Regions from separate parts of the Homo sapiens genome. Here region 1 is linked to region 2. A link is an interaction called in ENCODE POLR2A ChIA-PET data of the cell type or tissue named here. Cell type or tissue: IMR-90. All regions are shown on one strand. Each heading gives the region's core, and the rest is flanking DNA. Links, peaks and the distances in the headings are about the cores only. Region 1 overlaps FNBP1 (formin binding protein 1). Region 2 has its middle 17 kb from the start of IER5L.

Region 1 (2,912 bases), core at 237-2,736, 800 kb after region 2:
TGGAGTGCAGCAGCAGGATTGTGGCTCACTGCAAACTCTGCCTCCCAGGACCGAGCAATCCTCCCACCTTGGCCTCCGGAGTAGCTGGGACCACAGACATGGGCTACCATGCTCCACTAATTTTTCTGTATTTTTTATGGAGAAAGGGTCTCACCATGTTGCCCAGGCTGGATCTGAACTCCTGGACTCAAACAATCTGCTCACCTTGGCCTCCCAAAGTGCTGGGATTATAGGCATGAGCCCATACACCACACCAAAAAAAAAAAAAAAATTATTTATTTAGAGACAGGGTCATTAGCAGGGTGTGGTGGGCTCCTGTAGTCCCAGCTACTCAGGAGGCTGAGGCAGGAGGATCACTTGAGCCCTGAAGACAGAGGTTGTTGTTAGCCAAGATCACACCACTGCACTCCAGCCTAGGCGATACAGCGAGACTCTGTCTCAAAAAATAAAATAAAATAAAAAATAAAAATAAATAAATAAACATAAAAAATAAAATAAAAAGAGACCATATCTCGGTATCTCTAAAATATATACATATATACTTCTTTTAGCGCGCACACACACACACACACACACACACACATATATGAATGATACATACACTGATTTGCCTCATTCAACATAAAATATCTTTTGAAACTTTGGGCTAATCTAACTTATTTTAATTGAATAACATTTTAAATATTTAACTTTAGCAGCAAATTAATGTCTTTTGGTAAAGTAAGTATCTCCATTTTGAGATCAAATACAGATATTGAGAACACTCCCCTGCTCCTGAGATGGGGTCTCGTTATGTTGCCCAGTCTGGACTCCTGGGCTCAAGCAATCCTCTTGCTTCAGTCTCCTAAGTAGCTGAGTCTAGGGGTATGTGCCACAGCACCTGGCAAGAATATGTATTTTAATATATTTAATAATTTTAGAGAAAGGCATACTAATATTAACGTATACCTAGTCTTTAAGCAAGGAATTTGGCAGAATTTGGCAAATAATAGTTCACACCATTTCCCAACTAAACTCAACTCTAACTGATCTGTCAAAAGCTCAACAAATCTATAAAAACTCAGTGCTTTCACCCACATACAGCATGAAGCTATGAATGCCCAAACAACCATGGGCATCATGAATGAGTCCTTGTTATGTAAAAGCCTAATTTTGTTTACATTGTATTGATGACTTTAATAAAAATAAAATTCAGCTTCTAGGGAAAAAACGCATATTGAGCCACAATGAGAAACAGTATACACTTTATAATATTTCTAGTTGGCAATACAAGTCCATTTAGAGAAAAGCTTTTGAGAGGACTGAAATATGCAAGGCTTCAACTACAACCTCACTGTTATCAACCAGGAGGAATCAATTAGAAGTCAGGCAAGCAGTGAGACTATTGCTCTAAAGGAACCATTATAAGCAGCCAAGCTCTTCCAGATGGCCCTGTCCTGTCTCCTCCGGCTCTCAAGAAATTGACTTTCTCTTTGAAAAGCCATTAAGAGCCACAACCTTCTGGAACGTTGTTCCCAGACTGTTCATAGTCTAAGTCTCCACTTTATCACCCTGGTGACTCAACAGATAAAACGTCTCAAATTCTAACACCGAAGATTCCCCACACTTGAGCTTCTGGTCCCCACAATGGTTGACACAAAATGAAAATGATTCCCCATGTAGCGCCTTTTGTGGCTACATTAGAAATGAGAACTTGGGGATGGGTGGTCGGTGATGAACACTCACAGGGGAAATGAAAGACACACTTGAGCTTTCTTTTGTCTTTTTTTTTTTTTGGCGATAGTTTCGCTCTTGTTACCCAGGCTGGAGTGCAGTGGCGTGATCTTGGCTCACTGCAGCCAACGCCTCCTGGGCTCAAGCGATTCTCCTGCCTCAGCCTCCCTAGTAGTTGGGATTATAGGTGCCTGCCACTGCACTCAGCTAATTTTTGTGTTTTTCGTAGAGATGGGGTTTCACCATCTTGGCCAGGCTGGTCTCGAACTCCTGGCCTCAGGTGATCCGCTCACCTCAGCCTCCCAAAGTGCTGGGATTACAGGCGTGAGCCACCGTGCCCGGCCCACACTTGAGCTTTCACCTCACCTTTTCAACATCCGCTTTTGTGACATTGATGTCAGCGTCCATTTTCTCAAAGTACTGCTGCGCCCTGTCCGCCTCTTTGCAATCGCGTTCAAATCGCCTTTTACTCTAAAATCAGAGGAAAATAATTATGAAACCATAAGAGTCCTACGAGAAGATGTAATTTTATCTAAAGCTCCCAAAGAGCATTGTTCTTTTTCTTTTTTTTTTCTTCAGTCAGGGTCTCACTTTGTCACCCAGGCTGGAGTGCAGTGGCGCCATCTTGGCTCACTGCAGCTTTGACCTTCCCGGCTCAGGTGATCCTCCCACCTCAGCCTCACTAGCTGCTGTGACTACAGGCATGCACCACCATGCCCAGCTAATTTTTGCATTTTTTTGTAGAGACTAGGTTTTGTCATGTTGCCCATGCTGGTCTTGAGCTTCTGAGCTCAAGCAATCCTCCCGCCTCTGCCTCCCAAATTGCTGGGATTACAGGCGTGAGCCAATGTGTCTGGCCCAAGAATACTCTTCTCTGAATTGATTTCTTATATGTCATAATTTCTAGAAGTTATTTTAAAATCTGCATTTATTTCCATCAAAACTGTCTAATCTTTATTATTTCCACGTGACTTTTAGAAAAATACTCAACTTGAGCTCTTTTGGCTCAACTTTAGATAATGGTTCTAGAAACAAATTAAATGAGAAAAATCTATAAAGATGTTTCATTAGTGTTTTTATGTGCATGTTTTTTACTTTCTGATTGACTCAAGCTTAAATTAAATTGAAACTGGAAAATCTATAAAGACATTTCCTAGGCTGGGTGCAGTGGCTCACGCCTGTAATCCCAGAACTTTGGG
Region 2 (2,912 bases), core at 272-2,771:
GAGGCGGAGGTTGCAGTGAGCCGAGATCATGCCACTGCACTCCAGCCTGGGCAACAGAGGGAGACTCTGTCTCAAACAAACAAAACAACAAGAACAACAACAACAAAAAAACTAGTGATACCACCTGCCTTGGCAGGATAAAGGTCCCAGTGCTTGTCTTGGCACCCAAGGAGCAGTCGAGCCCCCTTTGCTGGCCTCCTTGCCTTCCTCTGGAACCTCTGCTTCAGTGACAGAGCCAGGGCTCATTCACAGCTATGTTCTCAGTGCCTGCCTGACCCACAGAAGTGTTTTGTTGTTTTTTTTTTTGAGACGGAGTCTGGCTCTGTCACCCAGGCTGGAGTGCAGTGGTGCAGTCTTGGCTCACTGAAGCCTCCACCTTCTGGGTTCAAGCGATCCTCCCACCCTAGCCTCCCAAGTAGCTGGGATTACAGGCACGCACCACCATGCCCAGTTAATTTTTATATTTTTAGTAGAGACAAGGTTTCACCATGTTGGCCAGGCTGGTCTCGAACTCCTGACCTCAGATGATCTGCCTGCCTTGGCCTCTCAAAGTGCTGGGATTACAAGCACAGTGAGCCACTGTGCCCGACCAGAAGTGGGTTCCTTCCATGCGCCATTCCCTCCAGGTGCTGGGGACAGAGGGGTGAACTGGTGAATTTCCTGCCCTTGTAAAATTTGCGTCTAGTGAGGACGATAGACAAATAAATATACAGCAAAATACTGGGCAGCGATAAAGTCTATGAAACAAGGGTAATTGTGATAGAGAAATATTATTTTGAAGGGGGTAGTGAGGGTGGCACTTGAACAGAGACCTCAGTTCGTGACAGAGATTACCCTGAAAGGAGCTGAGAGAGCATTCCCGGCAGAGGGAACAGCAAGTACCAAGGCCCTGAGGTGGGAACAGCTTTGACACTTGGGGAACAGCAAGGAGGAGGCTACAGGGCATTGAGTGATGGGGAGGGGTGGGGATGAGTGGAGAGGCAGCGGGCTGGCTCAGCAGGGCCTTGCAGAGGCCATAGTAAGGACTCTGTTTGCCTTGCTTGCCCTTCCTGTTTTCTCTCCCTTTCTCCCTCCTTTTCTCCCTCCCTCGCTTCCTTCCTTTCTTCCCCCTCCCTCTCCCCTCCCCTTCTCTCCCCTTCTCTTCTTTCCTTTCCTTCCTTCCTTTTCTACCTTCCCACTTGCCCTCCCTCCTTCTCTCTCTCTCTCTCTTTTTTTTTTTTTTGAGACAGGGTCTCACTCTGTCGCCCAGGCTGGAGTGCAGTGGTGCAATCATGGCTTACTGCAACCTTGACCTCCCAGGTCCAAGTGATCCTCCCACCTCAGCCTCCTGAGCAGCTGGGACTACAGGCATGCGCCACCACACCCAGCTAGGCTTTTATTTTTGGTAGAGACAGGGTCTCCTTATGTTGCCCAGGCTGGTCTCAAACTCCTGGGATCAAGTGATCCTCCCGCCTTTGCCTCCCAAAGTGCTGGGATGACAGGCATGAGCCGCTGCGCCCGGCCTGTGTTTTGTTCTGAGTGGAGTGGGGGCAGTGGTGTGCTCACACTGGCTTGCGAGAGCTGACTGTGCACATTCCTCTCCCTCTCCATGTTCAGCGATGTCACATGGTAGCTAGGAATTGGCCAAAATGGGAGTGTTTACACCACAGGAATTGGCAAATTCTTCAAGTGAGCTCCACCCACCAGCTGGTTTTAAACATTTACACTACTGGGAAGGTTTGAGATGGGGAGAGCTATGATTCGACTTCAACATGTTCGCATGTACGGGAGTGGAGAGGAGGAGAACGGCCAGTAGGAGGGCAAGCGCGAACACAGGAAGACCAGGGAGATCTGCAGGGAGGTTAGTGCACTAGTCCAGGAGGGAGGTGGTGTGGCTGGGCTGGGAGAGCAACAGCAATGGTACTAAGGTAGATTGTGAAGCTCTTCTTTTTTTTTTTTTTTTTTTGAGACGGAGTGTCTGTCACCAGGCTGGAGTGCAATGGCGCGATCTCGGCTCACTGCAGCCTCTGCCTCCTGGATTCAAGTGATTCTCCTGCCTCAGCCTCCCGAGGAGCTGAGATTACAGACATGCGCAACCACGCCTGGCTAATTTTTGTATTTATTAGTAGTGATGGGGGTTTCACCATGTTGGCCAGGCTGGTCATGAACTCCTGACCTCAGGTGATCCTCCTGTCTTGGCCTCCCGAAGTGCTGGAATTACAGGCGTGAGCCGCCGTGTCTGGCCTGATTGTGAATCTCTTCTGAAGGAGGATTTGCTGATGGACTGGATTTGGCTTTGTGAACAAAAAAGGAGTCACGATGCCCTGGTTTTTGGCCTGAACAACTTGCTGGATGGTGGGACGGGGCAATGGCGGGGAGAAGCAGAGGTTGTAGGTGTCTCTCCGGGGTTTGAAAGGCCCAGACAGACGAGTTCTTAGATGTCAGTATCCCAAGAGTAGAGGCCAAACATGGTGGGACCCTTGACTTGCATTCGGCACGGAGGTCCTGGCTGGAGAGAATTGTCAGTGGGTTGAAGGGACCAGGAGAAGGTGGCAGGAAGGGAGAAGGGGCCAAGGCCTGAGCCCTGGGACTCGCCGGCATTTAGAGGAAGGGAGACTGGGAACTATGAGCCGGAAGAGAGGAACTACATTGCGTCTCTCCTCCAGCTGGTATCTACATTTTTTATTTTTTCACACCAAGCACGAGAGGTGTGTGTACAAGACGCACAGTGGCGGCCTGTGGCTGTGCAGCGCCCTCTCCTCTGGCAACAGAACCTTCTTCCCAATGGAGAAGCCACGAGAAAGGGTTGAGGTGGGGCCGGTCAGCCCCCTACTCAGGGGTGGACACATGCCCAGACCTGGCCAATCACAGGGGCCCTGCTTTCCTGTGCACTGTGATTGGTTCTGGGATGAGCTTGTGACCTGGCTGTGCCA

Evidence for each region. Peaks named below come from ENCODE experiments on the same cell type or tissue, not always from the same donor. Only the 100,000 strongest peaks of a DNase experiment are listed, where the experiment ranks them.
Region 1: POLR2A ChIA-PET joins it to region 2 with 20 read pairs; 2 of 35 experiments call an interaction of 5 or more read pairs at or near these places.

The regions. Positions count from the first base shown.
Region 1 is chr9:129,955,281-129,958,192 of GRCh38, forward strand. FNBP1 (formin binding protein 1) reads right to left here. Exons shown (of 17, transcript NM_015033.3): 6 at 2,080-2,184. Among named protein-coding and RNA genes, the nearest start is that of FNBP1, 86 kb to the right of the region's middle. In IMR-90, for the core only: no CTCF peak of the experiment used is centred there; no DNase peak of the experiment used is centred there; H3K27ac peaks cover 60 bases.
Region 2 is chr9:129,159,850-129,162,761 of GRCh38, forward strand. No RefSeq gene overlaps it. Among named protein-coding and RNA genes, the nearest start is that of IER5L, 17 kb to the right of the region's middle. In IMR-90, for the core only: no CTCF peak of the experiment used is centred there; a DNase peak (open chromatin) is centred at 1,642.